2 separate regions of the Homo sapiens genome follow, and region 2 is linked to region 1. The links are chromatin contacts, found by Hi-C or POLR2A ChIA-PET in ENCODE. All regions are on one chromosome and are shown on one strand. The core of a region is the stretch at or near the end of the contact, and the rest is flanking DNA. Distances in the headings are between cores, read along the strand shown. Region 1 holds the start of SPRR4 (small proline rich protein 4). Region 2 holds the start of LORICRIN (loricrin cornified envelope precursor protein).

What was found. A loop is a pair of places that touch in the nucleus more often than their neighbours do. ChIA-PET counts read pairs that join two places held with the same protein, here RNA polymerase II (POLR2A). Pooled maps may share reads with other maps.
Region 2: a loop to region 1 is called in a map with no recorded cell type, with 2.9 times the contacts of the local background. The contact joins the promoter of LORICRIN here to the promoter of SPRR4 in region 1. A Hi-C loop is called at or near these places in 8 of 37 single-sample maps with no recorded cell type and 2 of 50 pooled maps. POLR2A ChIA-PET finds 5 or more read pairs at or near these places in 1 of 52 experiments (WTC11).

The regions. Positions count from the first base shown.
Region 1 is chr1:152,966,534-152,974,313 of GRCh38, forward strand. It overlaps SPRR4 (small proline rich protein 4), which reads left to right and starts at 4,115. Exons shown (of 2, transcript NM_173080.3): 1 at 4,115-4,161; 2 at 5,338-6,041. The coding sequence starts at 5,358. The coding sequence ends at 5,597. RefSeq lists enhancers at 1,786-1,985, 2,076-2,125.
Region 2 is chr1:153,255,742-153,263,521 of GRCh38, forward strand. LORICRIN (loricrin cornified envelope precursor protein) reads left to right here and starts at 3,946. Exons shown (of 2, transcript NM_000427.3): 1 at 3,946-3,992; 2 at 5,186-6,383. The coding sequence starts at 5,209. The coding sequence ends at 6,147. RefSeq lists a silencer at 5,780-5,829.

The DNA.
Region 1 (7,780 bases), core at 2,865-5,364:
CGAAACTAAAATTTTCTAAGCCATGACTGCTGGTTAACTATCAACCCAAAATTAAGATAAATCAAATATTACATTATTCTGATTTTATTTTATTTTATTTTATTTTTTGAGACAGGGTCTCATTTGGTCACCCAGGCTGGAGTGCAGTGGCTCGATCATGGTTCACTGCAGCCTCAACCTCCTGGGCTTAAGTGATCCTCCTGCATCACCCTTTCGAGTAGTTGGGATGACAGACATGTGCCACCATGCCTGACTAACTTTTAAATTTATTTTGTAGGGACAAGATCTCTCCATGTTGCCCAGCCTGGTCTCAAACTCCTAGCCACAAGCCATCTGTCCGCCTGGATCTCCCAAAGTGCCAGAATTACAGGCATGAGCCACCATGCCCAGCTAAATCTAATTTTTAAAATAAGATGCTACTTGCTCGGTTTTGAATTTTCACCTTACAAGGACAAGCAGCTAAAATTCAGGAACCCTGGCCCCAAACCTCCACTGTCTTCTCTACTAAGCTTGGTCCTCCTCCCCTAAAACTCTCTGATGATTCACCCAGGATGCTCCTTTTTGCCTTTTCTTCTTTCATTCCTGGAAATGGCATAATAAATATGTTCCATTTGTCTCCAGATGAAGTCATTAACAACCTTTCTTTTCTCCAAAATCCAGAGACAAATAGGAAGATGTGTCTGGATTAAGAGTTAAATTATTAACACTGTCTCTGATAGGTCCCCTCCCAGTGCTCAGGCCTCTGCCAGTTACCCCATTGTTTGCCTGCAGGGTGGAGCTGGGTTTCTCAAGCTTTGACTCAGCTTCAGAAATGAGTCTTAACTGCGCCCTCCCTTCCCTGATGGAGTCACAGGCACGCACCTGCTCTCAGGTGCCTGCTCCCCTGAGCGGGAAGATGCAGAGCCCGGCTTTCTGGTTTTTAATACAGCGTGGTCCTTTGAAGATAAGAAAGCAGATGCAGAACTCCAGATTGGCCAGGACACAGTCCCGTGGCTCGGCTGGGGCAGTGGGGCTGGGAGGGGTGACTGCAGAGTCACCATTCCACACAGCTTCCCAGGGCCCACCTTATCTGGAGGGGTTGATTTGAGGGGTGGCAGGAAGTCTCCCCTCTCCTTTGAAAGCATAATCCACTGCCCTAGCCAGCCAGGGTGTTTGGAAATCAGCTATTACCCATTTAAGAGACTTGGGTGAACCCTCCCTCCTGGATTCTGGATCCAGCGACCATCAGAGCTAGTTTTCTCGCCTATAAAATGTATAATACAATTAGCTTTCTTCATAGTGTGTTGTGAAAACCGCATATGGAAGTGTTTGATAAGGTTTAGTAACTAATAAAAAAGCAGCTGTGTCTGGCAGTGTGAGACAGGGATCAGTGAAGATCTCTTAGAAGGGGTAGGGAGGACACGCTAGCGCTAGCGGGGAAAAGAGTACCTGGCTTCCACCGCATGTTCTCACTCATAGGTGGGAATTGAACAATGAGAATACATGGACACAGGAAGGGGAACATCACACACAGGGGACTGTTGTGGTGGGGGGGAGGGGGGAGGGATAGCATTAGGAGACACCTAATGCTAAATGATGAGTTAATGGGTGCAGCACACCATCATGGCACATGTATACATATGTAACAAACCTGCACGTTGTGCACATGTACCCTAAAACTTAAAGTATAATTAAAAAAAAAAAGAGTACCTGGCTTCCAAGGAGGGAATCGGGAGGAAGACTGGGGCAAGAAGAGGTGGAGACCACCTCAAGCAGCTTCGTAATTTGTCATCAGTGCAGCCTCTGCTAAGAAGCTGCCCAGTATTTCACTCCTATCAGCTGACTGAGAGGGACTGTGGTGTCAGGAGACCTGCAATTCAACCCTGGCTTTGACATTAGCCCTCATGTGACCTTGGGGTAGATATGGCCTCATTCAAAGTTTCAGTTTCCCTCTCTGTAGACTGGCAATAATGTAGCTGACAGGGAAGTCGAGTGTGGAGGTTTTGAAAGGTGTAACATGTTGAATGCACATGAGGTTGACTGGGTCTTGAATGTTTATGATCTATGACACATGGTCCCTTTAAGGCCAGCCATATTTAGGTCTCTATCTGGGTCACCCCTGGGGTATCCTCTGAGATGATAGCTGTTTTATAAGCCGAGTTTTATCACATGACAGAATGCTTCAAAACTAAGCAGGAGTCCTTTATTAATAAAATAAAAGGGCAATGATGAAATTGGGAAAAATAGGAGTAAAATTCATTGCAGTAAACCCACATGGGTGACTGGGACATGAGGGATGGAGCTGCCCATCTGTTCACAGGCAATACACACATACCAGTGCCTTCAAGGCACCAGGTATATGAAAAGCCTTGGTCTATGTCCATGCAAATCTGTCTTGCTGCGTAGTTTCCTTGTGGAGAGTTCATATCAGCAAGAGCACAGAGGACTGGGGGTATGTGGAAGTGAGGGCTGCAGGTGGAGATGGTGTTCTTCTTGGAGGTGGAATGCAGAACCAGAATCTGGAACCCAGAATATTACATTCTTAGTGTTGCTAGGCTTGGGAAGAGGAAGTGGGGGAGGTCTGGCCTGGAGGGGAAAATTAAGGGGCTGATTAAAGTGAGGCTGACCCTGAAAAATGAACAGTATTCCATCCACATAAGACAGAAAGCTCAGGAGACGTTATTAGTCATGGTCCCCACCCAATGACAGTGACTTGTCCACCATGGAGATGCTGACTGCGGTGATGGAGTGGAAATGAGCCCCAGGCCAGGCACCCACCCAGCTCCACCCTGAGCAGCTGCATGTGGTTGAGCAGGTCCTTTAACTTCTTTGGGCCAGCCTCTTTAAATTGTCAGTAAAATTGTCATGAGGATTAAATGAGGTGAGGGATTTGAAAAATGCTTTGGAAAGTACATTAAGGTATTCCTATCATTTCTCAGGCCATCCTACCCCTTCCTCTGGTGATGGCAGTGGTGAGCCCTTGCATGGCCTCTTGTTGGGCAGCATCCTGAGGTCGATCTTTGGGGTAGAGGGCTAGAGGTGGACCAGCTTCCCAGAGGCCCTGCCTTTCTCCATCCCAGGGCCTAGGAGGCTAAATGGAGGACCAGGGCTCCTTCCTGCCACCTAGATAAGGCCCTGAGTAGGATTGCTGTATTTAGCAAATAAAAATAGAGCCTGCCCAGTGAAATTTGAATTTCATATGAACTACAAGTAATTTTTGAGTATGTTTCCTGCAATATTTGGAATATACTTATACTTTTAAAATATTCTGTTATCTGAGATTCAAATTTAACTGAATGTCCTGTATTTTATGTGGCAAGTCTACCACAGGGGCCAATTCTATCCCATGTTCTGTAACCACCACGAATACTCCTCAGCACCCCAACTCCCAATGGGCAGATGGGGACAGCACCGCCGTGTGCTGGGGCACCATTCACATCATCTTCTACCTGTGCCCCAGAGAAGCCTCACAGAACACTTCGTGAACTGTCCCCCTGGAATAGGAAGGACACTTGCACTGTGTATTGAGGAAGGGGGATGAGTGGTACCTGGGGCTAGGCATTGAATCATCCAGATCTGAATTCAAATCCCATCTCTGCTGTTTAATCTTTCTCAGCCTCACTTTTTTCATCTGCAAAATGGTAACAACGACACTTTCCCTAGAGGGGCCATGAAGATGAAATGAAATAATAAGCATGACGGATGGTCCTGGTGCTAGCCTCACAGTGAGTGCTCAAGAAATGGCAGCAATTTGCAGAAAAAGGGATGTTCACATTTTTGTCAGAATTGCCCCAAACCCCATCCTCTCCCTCTTCCTCTTTTTTCTTCAATATTTCTTATAACTGTCTGTCTGCAAACAGCTCCTTCAATTTGTACTATATTTAAAAGATCTTGAATCCCTGAGTTTGAGCAAACACCTTTGGTGGGTTAAATCAGCTCAGGTGCAGAGACTTGGAATGCTGAAAATATATGGTGGGTGGCTTTCATCAAAACAGGTCAGCAAAGCAAGTCCCTGAAGGAAGTGCAGGTGGGAGAAGTGGGTGAGGAATTCCCTGGGAGGTGGTAATCAGGACCACACCAAGTGCCCAGGGCAGGTTGGGGGCCCTATAAAGGCTCCTGGAGTGGCTCTGCCTGTGGACAAGGGCTCAGCCTCCTCTCCTGGGGTCCAGCTTGTCGCCTCTGGTAAGTGAGAACTCATCTGTTCTCCTGGGATTTGTGGGGCGCTTTCCTTCTCCTTTAACTCCTTTGAGCCGCTAGGCCAAGATCCTCTTCCATCCTTGGGTAATCAGGGAAGTGACACAAGTCTTCTGACAATTGCGGAAATGGCACACTAATCGGTACTTAGAAAGTTTAATCTCCATTCCGCACCATTGCTCAGTATGACTTATTTTCTGATCATGGGTTTGACTCCCCAGAAAGAAGATTTTTATTGTTGAAGAAGGAGATATTTAGAGCTACAGGATTTTGTAGCAATTCCGAGCCCTGTTTAAAGGTTTCTCACACCCTATTCTGCATTTTGCTTACCAGTAAGCTTTAAACTTTTCTTCCAGGTGTATGCAAACAGGTATATTGAACATTTTATTCAATCCTATGCAGCTCTCATGCTTCCCTATTCTGATTGCCACCTCTTTACTTCCTGAGGCCTGCACTTCCCATCTATAATCATTAACTTAGACCATAAGGAACACTGCCTACAAAGATAGCCAGAGACCCTCATCAGAGCTGGGAAGGCTTCAGGGAACTTCCTGACCAGCATCCTTCTAATAAGGGTGCTGAGACCCACAGAAGGAAGGTTGCCCATGAAGTTAATGGCAGGATGGACCTAGAACCAATGTCTGAGCCTTCTTGGCTAGCGCTCTTTCCTTTGAACATCCTCCTGTCATCCTTTGGCTCCAGTGATCTATTTGGCTGGCCCTCAAGCTTCCCAGTTCTTTGTAGAGGGCTGGAACCACTATCCTGTAGCCACATAGGACTTGCCTTAGTCTCCCATGGTGAGTCAGGGGTGGAGCAGGGATTAGAGATCAGGCCTCTGCATTCTTATACACCCCTTCTCCAGCCCGATCTCTCACACACACACACACACACACACACACACACACACTCACACACACACCATGATGCTTACCTGTAAGACAGAGACTGTTTTTGTCCTCTCCTCATGCCCCTACATCCTTGCCCATTCTCATTGTCTGCATTATCAAAGGGAGCCAGTTGACATTGTCCAGATCTGTCAGCTAAGATGGCATGCTTTGACCTTGTAAAATGTCTGGGCTACTTTTTAACCATCTTTTTAAAAAGGGTGTTAAAAGGCTACTTTTTAACACCCTTCTCATGGTGTCCCTGCCCGGTTTCCTTTAGGCTCACCTGTTCCTAGAGCAATGTCTTCCCAGCAGCAGCAGCGGCAGCAGCAGCAGTGCCCACCCCAGAGGGCCCAGCAGCAGCAAGTGAAGCAGCCTTGTCAGCCACCCCCTGTTAAATGTCAAGAGACATGTGCACCCAAAACCAAGGATCCATGTGCTCCCCAGGTCAAGAAGCAATGCCCACCGAAAGGCACCATCATTCCAGCCCAGCAGAAGTGTCCCTCAGCCCAGCAAGCCTCCAAGAGCAAACAGAAGTAAGGATGGACTGGATATTACCATCATCCACCATCCTGGCTACCAGATGGAACCTTCTCTTCTTCCTTCTCCTCTTCCCTCCAGCTCTTGAGCCTACCCTCCTCTCACATCTCCTCCTGCCCAAGATGTAAGGAAGCATTGTAAGGATTTCTTCCCATCGTACCCTTCCCCACACATACCACCTTGGCTTCTTCTATATCCCACCCCGATGCTCTCCCAGGTGGGTGTGAGAGAGACCTCATTCTCTGCAGGCTCCAGCGTGGCCACAGCTAAGGCCCATCCATTTCCCAAAGTGAGGAAAGTGTCTGGGCTTCTTCTGGGGTTCCACCCTGACAAGTAGGGTCACAGAGGCTGGTGCACAGTTTCTGCCTCATTCCTCTCCATGATGCCCCCTGCTCTGGGCTTCTCTCCTGTTTTCCCCAATAAATATGTGCCTCATGTAATAAATGTGTCTGCTTCCTGGGCTAATTGTCCACTCCCAGTCCCATTCTGTGATTCATTCATTCATTCAGAGGGAACATTTTAGGGAAGTGAAGGTGCAAGTACACACATGCCCGGGAGTTCAGGAAGTCACTCTTATGGACACAGTTACTCTCTGGTAACCAACAATGGGGAAACATATCCAGATGTATCTCAGGTAAAGGAGGACAGAAAACAAGCCCAGCAACTAATTGGCAAAAGTCTAATAGAGTCTTGCATAACTAATACCATCTAGGGAAGATCAAAAGGGAGGAAAATTTAGCTCCTACCATTAGAAGCCCAGCCCACCTGATGAATGCAGTTTTTTCCTCTTGGAAGTTGTCATTCTGAAAAAGCACACAAAGCATACATAAATGACCTGAGTCCTGCAAAACATTTCTACAAACATGTGCAACTGACTTTTTCATGTATTTGCTTATGTTTTTGTTCATTCATTAACTCACACTCATTCACTTACATATTCATACTCAACTCATCTGATATTTGGCAAGTTCTAGAATGACCTTAGTTTTCCACTCTGCCATGCTGGATTTCCAGAGCTATCCAGAGTCAATTTATCCTGTGTCTCAGTGTACTGTTTGGAAGGCAGTCATTTTCTTACACAGGGAAATATTGTTCCGGGGATGGCCACATACAGAGAGTTTGTACAAAGTATACAGGGCCTGGTTTTGTCAGTTAGTCTGACTTTACACAGCTTATAAAAGAAACCTGTTTTTACAACTGGCTTCCTGACCCTCCTAACCCACGTGTGAGACCAGCTGCCTATATTGGAAAGAAGCGGCAAACCTCTCAGATATAAAGAAAGATAAGTATTCGAAGAAGAGACCCTGAGTAGGAAGAAGCAGCTGAATGGAGTTCGATTTTCTCCCCTTGAGCTTTATTCTTTTCCTGGGATTTAGTCACTCAATTTCAGTTGCCACCATCAAGCATAAATTGCTTTCTCACTTAACACACTAGCCTAAAAGGGAACAAATAACCACCTTCTCTACTTCCCCTTAAAGTAGCGATCCATGGCTGATATTTCCAAGTCATAGTTACTTAAAACTTAGTGGGTACCGACATTAACCAGGAAAGCCAAAGTATTGCAAACACAATTAAGATTCATTCTAGCCCTAAGAATTCATTGACAGCCTTTCTGTGCCCCAATCCCTGCATCCTAAAATAACTCCCCTCTGTCAAGTAGAAAAGCCAGTCTGTCTTATTCCCCTTCCTGGCTTCCTTCCATCTAAGCCCTATCCAGTTTCTTGGACACACTGTTTTTCAGAGTTTTCATGTCATTTTCATGTCTCCCAAGAAGGCCTTGGCAAGTCTTCCCACAGACTTTTGAGTACCAGGCTGATAGATTTGCATAGTCTTCAGCTAATTGGACAGATAGGGGTGATTGAAACAATGAATGCTTCTGCTGTGATATGTGTCTCAGGTTATTAACTCAGTGAGGAAGGGGAGACACCCATGTTTTCCACACCAGTGGCCAAGGACAAAGTCCCATCTCTGCATGAGTAGGTGGGCATCCATTCCCCCTTATGAAGAAATTCTTTTATGTAATTCTACCCTTCAGAAGTTCACAAAGCAACATTGGCTTATGTCAAAATCCCAGCCATAATTAAACTCATAAAAGTTAAAATATGAGCCCTTAAAGAACAGGAGTCTTGTTTACCTCACTATCCCCAAATGTGCAATGACTAGCTTTTCAAAAGTACAGAAGA
Region 2 (7,780 bases), core at 2,696-5,195, 290 kb after region 1:
CACACACACACACACACACACACACACTTCCTATACGGGGCCTTCCCATCAGATAGATATTGTGAGGGTGGTCAGGGAAGCAGGCTAAAATTCCACTAGCCCAGTGTTAGCCCAGTGTCACTTCTATAGCTGGCCTTGGATCCCCTGCACAAGGCTTGTTCATTCTGCACAGTGGCTAGGTTTAATCTGTAGTTCCATGCTGAAACCCTCCACTCCTCATCATCTGACAAGATCATCTCTCAACCGCAGTCAGTCAATAGGTCTCAAGAGTTCCTTCAATTCCACTGGGATTTACTGAGCACCTATTAATGCCCAGCACCATGCCAGGCACTGTGTAGCATCTGCTTTAAGGACCATCCCCTCTAAGGATACAAGTATAGGCAAGAACCATGTCCTAATCTGTCAAACTGCAGAAGTCAAATGTGCTATCAAGCACACCTTGCAGGGTTAGGTGTCTAAAGGCTATAAACCTTAAAAATCTGAACTGCCAAGTCTTACAAAACCCCAAATACCTATGTGTCATTCTACAATTCTACAAAGTCCCATTATTTCCTCACTGATATGATAAAAGGTGATAATCAGTTGCTGCCCACACAGATATCCCATTAGGACTACTGCTTCTGCTCCAGAAAGATGAAATGAGAAACCAGGTTCATATATTCGTATATCAGGCAAGGTTAACTCAGGGCTGAAAGCCACAAGATCTGGTACTCAGTATCATGTCACATCAACCTCTTCTGCATGTTAACGAAATATTTATACTAGTTACAAGTTATATATATATATATATATCTCTACAGATATATCTCTATATATATGTAACTCTATATATATATAACTTGTAACTAGTACACATATTTAGTTAACATGCAGAAGAGGCTGATGTGACATAGTTATATATACATATATGACTATATATAGTCATATATGTATATAAAACTATATATAGTCATATATGTATATAAAACTATATATAGTCATATATGTATATAAAACTATAGTCACATATGTATATAAAACTATATACAGTTATGTATGTATGTAAAACTATATACAGTTATGTATGTATGTAAAACTATATACAGTTATGTATGTATGTAAAACTATATACAGTTATGTATGTATGTAAAACTATATACAGTTATGTATGTATGTAAAACTATATACAGTTATGTATGTATGTAAAACTATATACAGTTATGTATGTATGTAAAACTATATACAGTTATGTATGTATGTAAAACTATATATAGTTAAATATGTATATCCTTTCTTATTAAATGCTATATAGGGTGGCAGAGGCAGGCATGGGGCACCATCCCCACCCGCGACTCTACCAAAAAGACCCATGCATAGCTTTGGAAAGCCTTCTGGCTCTTTGATGCTTAACATGGTGCCCAGTACATTTGTTTTGGCTGGATTAACAAATAAAGAATTAGCATCTTAAAATTAATAGAAAAAAAAACCCTATATTTCTTAGAAGAAAATGAACCCCCCAAAGCCAACATGGACAATTTGAAGATTAGTCATTTTGGGTCAACTGTACTTTAGGTTCCCGTTTTGTTTATTTTTTGAGACAGGGTCTCACTCTGTCACCCAGGCTGGAGGGCAATGGTGCAATCTTGGCGCACTGCAGCCTTGACCTCCCAGGCAGAAGCGATCCTCCCATCACAGCCTCCTGAGTAGCTGGGACTACGGGCACATGCCACCATGCCCAATTAATTTTGTTTATTTTTTTGTAGAGATGAGGTCTCACTATGTTACCCAGGCTGGTCTCAAACTCTTGGGCCCAAGCGATTCTCCCACCTCAGCCTCCAGAGTAGATGGCACTACAGGCGCATGGCACCACACCTCGTTAATTTTTGTATTTTTTGTAGAGACAGGGTCTTGCCATGTTGTGCAGGCTGGTCTCAAACTCCTGGGCTCAAGCAATCCTCTCACCTTGGCCTCCCAAAGTGCTAGAATTACAGGCATGAGCCACTGTGCCCGGCCTAGTTCCCAAATTTTAGAATTCCATGGAGAAGTAATATCTCCCTCAGAAAAAAGTGGTAATCATTACACCATAGCCAAATTTTCATTTTGACATGGCAGGACATAAAAGAAACAACTACAGCCTCATGTCACCACATCTTTTAAAGGAAGAGGTAGGAAGGCCATGATTTCAGAATTGAAGACTTTCTTTCCCAAGAATACCCTGCTGACGTCCTTTTACTTACACTTTTGCTAAGGACTGGTGAACACATAGCAATGGGCCAACAAGGGACCACACATATCAGTACTGGGAACCGTCGTCCACACGTGCTCCTCTTTCCAATGTGGCCCAGCTAAATAAAACTGTTCTTTCTTATACCCACAGCAATCACTAATCGCGGCCTGTTTCCCTCCAAATTCTCCACACTGCCTCAACTTCAAGCAGAGAAACTTGCCTTCTCCAACAGATCCTGTCTTCTCCCTACTGGGTCTCCTCTAAGGAGGAGAGCACCTGAGTTCCTCTTGGGTTCACCTGGGTTTATGCTGTCCAAACTGAAACTAGTGCCACAAGTTTCTGATGGCCACAGTCTAATCAGGATCATCTGGATCATTAAAAGTGCACTATAATTAAGAATTTATTATTGGAGCTGTCATTTCAAAACATAACTGGGCAGAACAAAGTTTGACTGTGGTATCTTAAACAATACCAATTGACTTCCGGTTATGAAAGAAGCAGCATCCTGTTCTGCATGCGCAGAGGTGATGCTACTGGTCCAGAGTCAACAAGAAAGTTTTGAGTTATTCTCCTAGGAGAAGAATTGGACTTGCCCAATCCCTCCATGGACTCCTTTCTGGCCTTGGTATCCAAGGGAAGGCCAGGTTGGAAGTAAGGATGTGCTGTTATATGAGAAAACAACAAAAAAGACAGCATCACCTTCTACACTTAACATAACTATTCTCCCTTCACATGCCTGTGAAATAGGTACTACTATTTTTATTTGATAGACAAGGTAACTGAGGGTCAAAAAGCTTGATCATTCCACAGTCAATAAGTACTTACTGAGTGCCTCCCATGTGCAGGTACTGCACTAAGAGCTATGACTCTGCCCAAGGTGACACAGCTGGCAAGTAGCAAAGGGAGCACCCAATCTGTCACCTAATCTCAAGTCTATCCCATTCAATGACTGCCCCTCAGGCTAAGGTCAGTGTTTTGCCACACAACACCACAGGACAACAGAGCCAAAGAGCCTTTGTGGGATCACATGGTCCATCTCTTTAGTTTGCTCTGCTGCAAGGAAAGTCAGTATTGATTACCCTTCTCAGACTGTCTCAAATGCCTGCTGTCTCTGGGGATGAATCAAAGTAGCTTCCCACGTCACATTAGTTACAGCACTGTCTATGGTGTGCAGTCCAGAGCTGGGTGCTGGGGACTCATGCCTCCAGTGGGCAGGACAGAAACACCCCAGCAAAACACACATGAAATCCTGGGAGATAAACTTTTGCAAAGGAGTAACGGGTTCTAAAGTTTTGAGGATTTTTAGAGTAGCAGGACCAGAAGTCAAACAGTAGGATTTAGAAGGTCCTACTCCTTGGATAAAGCACTGAGATCTTCAGTTTGACTCTCTTAGGGCACCTCAAGACTCTGGGACCTATTCCTCAAGCACAGCCCTGTGGTCACCTGGTATGCATCCTGTGCCAGAGGTTTTGGAAACAATGTCTGCCATCCACTCTGACTGGGTGACCCCACTGATGAGCCTGCCACACTGTTGCATCAGAGAAGGGGCCAGTCACACACCAGGCTGCCCATCTCAAGAATGCCAAAACCTTCATGAATGGGCCATCCTGTGCCTGCAATCACAGGGAGGTGGGGCCGACAGCCACGGGTCACGTAACTGAGGCCAAACACAAGAAGCTGGCCTGGATCAATGAGTCAGGGAGAGCTCTATATATAACCTCAGGAGATCAGTGCTCCTCACATTGCCAGCATCTTCTCTCCTCACTCACCCTTCCTGGTGCTTTGGGTAAGTGTGGTTCTACTGACTCTCTCATTTTCCCAGCTGGTCTTGCCCAGGCCTGACTAGATTAGATGGACCAGGGCCTCTTTCCCCTTTGGGAGCTATAGGACCTCTGCCTTCCCAAAAGCACTCACATTTAGAGGGCGGTCAGGAAAGGAGCAGGGGATGAGCTGCTGCCATGCAGATGGTGTTTCTGGTCTTCTGGCCAGAATGTAAACTCCACAAAGACAAGACTATCTCCTGCCTCTCTGGCACCCGCATAGGGGCAGGCATGGTGCCGGGCACAGAAGGACTCTGCAGAGGCTGTCCAAGGCAGCCTGTGCACAGGCTGAGCAGACCTTGTGAACCTGTCAGGAGGAGAGGCTGAGCCACTCTCAAGAGAGTAGGGAGAATGATCCAAAAAAGTTGCAGATGGGAGGGATTTCAGGTGCCACAGAAATCCAATTGCTGTTTTACAGAGTTAGAAGTTCTGAGAGGGAAATACAACTTCCTACTAGTCAAAGTCCCTTCTACCAAACTTGGACTTGAGAAAATCATGGAAGAGATGGCTAATAGCTTCTGGTCGGGGATGTTGGTCCAAAGGACCACCAGGGTCCTTCCCCTGTTTCCAGGCAGGGCCACAGCAGAGCCTGTCTTTTCTAGTGACTAGCCCTTGGTTCATGGCCTAGCTCAGTGGGACAGACCAAGAGTTTGAACTAAGAGCTTCTGCAGAGGATGGAGTGCAACAGCCCTCAATAGAATGAAGTCCGACAAACCTCTCTCTGTTGTGCTGGGAATGGGTAAAATCTCCTATCCTAGGTAGAGGTTTGTGGTAGTTTTCTATTTGCACTCAGAGAATCAGTGTTGAGATTGGAAGAGGCCTGAAAGATGAAGTGTTCAAACCCTTTCATTTAACAGGAAATGAGAAAGAGGCGGGCGTGTGGGTGATCTGCCCTCAAATCACACAACAGTGGTCAGAGGCAGAGCTGGGAGAAAGAATGGGCACTGCTAACTGGGCTGTTTAAAGCATAATGAAGGCTTTCTGCAGGGGAATGAGGAACTCAACTTTTCCAAAAGCAGCAATCATAAGAAACCCCGCTGAGGGCTCTCCGGGCACCTGAAGGAGCCCTGGGAGGATGGCGATGTTGCCTATGGATGCAGCTGCCTCCGTAAGTATCCTCTTGCAGCTGGTCCAGCGATGCTCTCTTCTCCCCTTCCAGGCTCTCCTTCCTTCTCAGACAAGATGTCTTATCAGAAAAAGCAGCCCACCCCTCAGCCCCCAGTGGACTGCGTGAAGACCTCTGGCGGCGGTGGCGGTGGCGGCGGCAGCGGCGGTGGTGGCTGCGGCTTCTTCGGCGGCGGCGGCTCAGGGGGCGGTAGCAGCGGTTCTGGCTGCGGCTACTCCGGCGGCGGTGGCTACTCTGGCGGCGGCTGCGGCGGGGGCTCCTCCGGCGGCGGGGGCGGGGGCGGCATTGGAGGCTGCGGAGGGGGCTCCGGTGGGAGCGTCAAGTACTCCGGAGGCGGCGGCTCCTCCGGCGGGGGCTCTGGCTGTTTCTCCAGCGGTGGGGGCGGCTCCGGCTGCTTCTCCTCCGGTGGCGGCGGCTCCTCCGGGGGCGGCTCCGGCTGCTTCTCCAGCGGTGGGGGCGGCTCCTCCGGGGGCGGCTCCGGCTGCTTCTCCTCCGGCGGCGGCGGCTTCTCGGGCCAGGCGGTCCAGTGCCAGAGCTACGGAGGCGTCTCTAGCGGCGGCTCCTCCGGGGGCGGCTCCGGCTGCTTCTCCAGCGGCGGGGGCGGCGGCTCTGTCTGCGGCTACTCTGGCGGCGGCTCTGGCTGCGGCGGAGGCTCCTCTGGCGGCAGCGGCTCCGGCTACGTCTCCTCGCAGCAGGTCACTCAGACCTCGTGCGCGCCCCAGCCGAGTTACGGAGGGGGGTCGTCCGGCGGCGGCGGCAGCGGCGGAAGCGGCTGCTTCTCCAGCGGCGGGGGCGGCGGGAGCTCCGGCTGCGGCGGCGGCTCCTCCGGGATTGGCAGCGGCTGCATCATCAGTGGCGGGGGCTCCGTCTGCGGAGGTGGTTCCTCTGGAGGCGGCGGCGGCGGCTCCTCCGTGGGTGGCTCCGGGAGTGGCAAGGGCGTCCCGATCTGCCACCAGACCCAGCAGAAGCAGGCGCCTACCTGGCCGTCCAAATAGATCCCCCAGGGTACCACGGAGGCGAAGGAGTTGGAGGTGTTTTCCAGGGGCACCGATGGGCTTAGAGCTCTCATGATGCTACCCGAGGTTTGCAAATCCTTCATGTCTTAACCTACCTGGAAGAAGCCATTGAGCTCTCCGGCTGCATCTAGTTCTGCTGTTTAGCCTCTTTGGTTTCTGTACAACTACCTCCCAACCCCAGTGCCTCAGTCAATAAATTTGCAAATTCATGAGAATTTTTAGGTCTCCAAGAGTATTTGTAGTGTTCAAGTTCATCCATTCCATTCCATTCTTCTCCTTTCCTGCATTCGCTCATTCACACTTACATTCATTTTACAAATGCACGGACTCTATTGGCGGAAAGGTGAGTGGATAGATGGGAGTCACCAGGAGAGGGAGGAATGGCTGGCAAACGAAGGTCAAACATATGAACATTCTAGTGTACGGCTTAAAATCATGACGTGATCCCAAAACACAAAGATCCTGAGGAGAGACTTCAGTAAACACCTCCCTGTGGATTGAGTAGCTACTGTGGGTCTCCTTACTGAACTCTGTTTTTTAAAGACAGGCTGCCCTGGAAAGACGCTGTCTCTCACAGTCCAAAGCCAATTCTGCAAGGTCTGAAAGCTGGGTGGCTGCACATTAGGAGCACCAGCTCATGCTACTCAGACTCACGGAGAAATAAAAAGCATATCAGATGTTTACGGGCCCCTAGGGTGAGCAAGACCACTTTAGTAGGTACCCGTAGGGAGAGGAGGTAGTAGGGGAGCTGTTTCCTGCTCTCTCACTCTCTCTCTCGTTTTTTTTTTTTTAATTTCAATCAGCTTTCTCGGGTTGAATGTTTCCTGCTCTCTTGAAGGAACTTTACCTAACTTAGGAAGATGCAGCATACATATACGAGATGTAAAAGCTTGGCACCAGAAAGAGGTCATGGAAAACACAAGAGCTTCCAATTAACAAGGAAGAAGCGACAGTTGCTCCAAGGGATGTATTAATTGCAGAGCCCTCAAAAGAGATGTAGAACATCAGCCTGGCCAGGGACTTTCCAGGTTCTGTTTCATATCCTGATTTTACCAGCTCTAGTTAAATGCCAATTTACTGATTTACTCAAGAAAAACTCCTGCTACGTCAAAAAGCCAAAGTACCCTTCCTACTCAATCACTGCTGGGGGGAAAAAAAGTCTTCCTCCTCAACTCTTCCATTTAGGATCACTACCATGCATCATTTTACATCGGTAATTCATGGAGATCAGAATAAATAGCAGTCTTAAAGATCCAGGAGCCCAACCACTGCATTACTTTCATGTTTTTTAACAAATGAAAGTCAGACTTTCAGTTCTGGACAAAATGAAGTAGATGTATTTCTTACTATCGCTCTTATGAAGTAGAACTAAAATCTCTGGGCATAATATATAAAACAAACATAAGAAGACTTTGTAAGCTGGGTGGCTGCACGTTAACAGCACCAGCTTATGCCGTAAACATCTGATATGCTTATTATTTCTCCGGTGAGTCTGGAGAGGACAAGGCAGAGTAGCTAGAGTCCTCAGAACTAAAGGACTGACAGTGGTAAGTTTCCTGGGTTTTCTTTTTGCCTCCTGTGTTTCCCACATTGGGCACTAGAAAATCTGCAA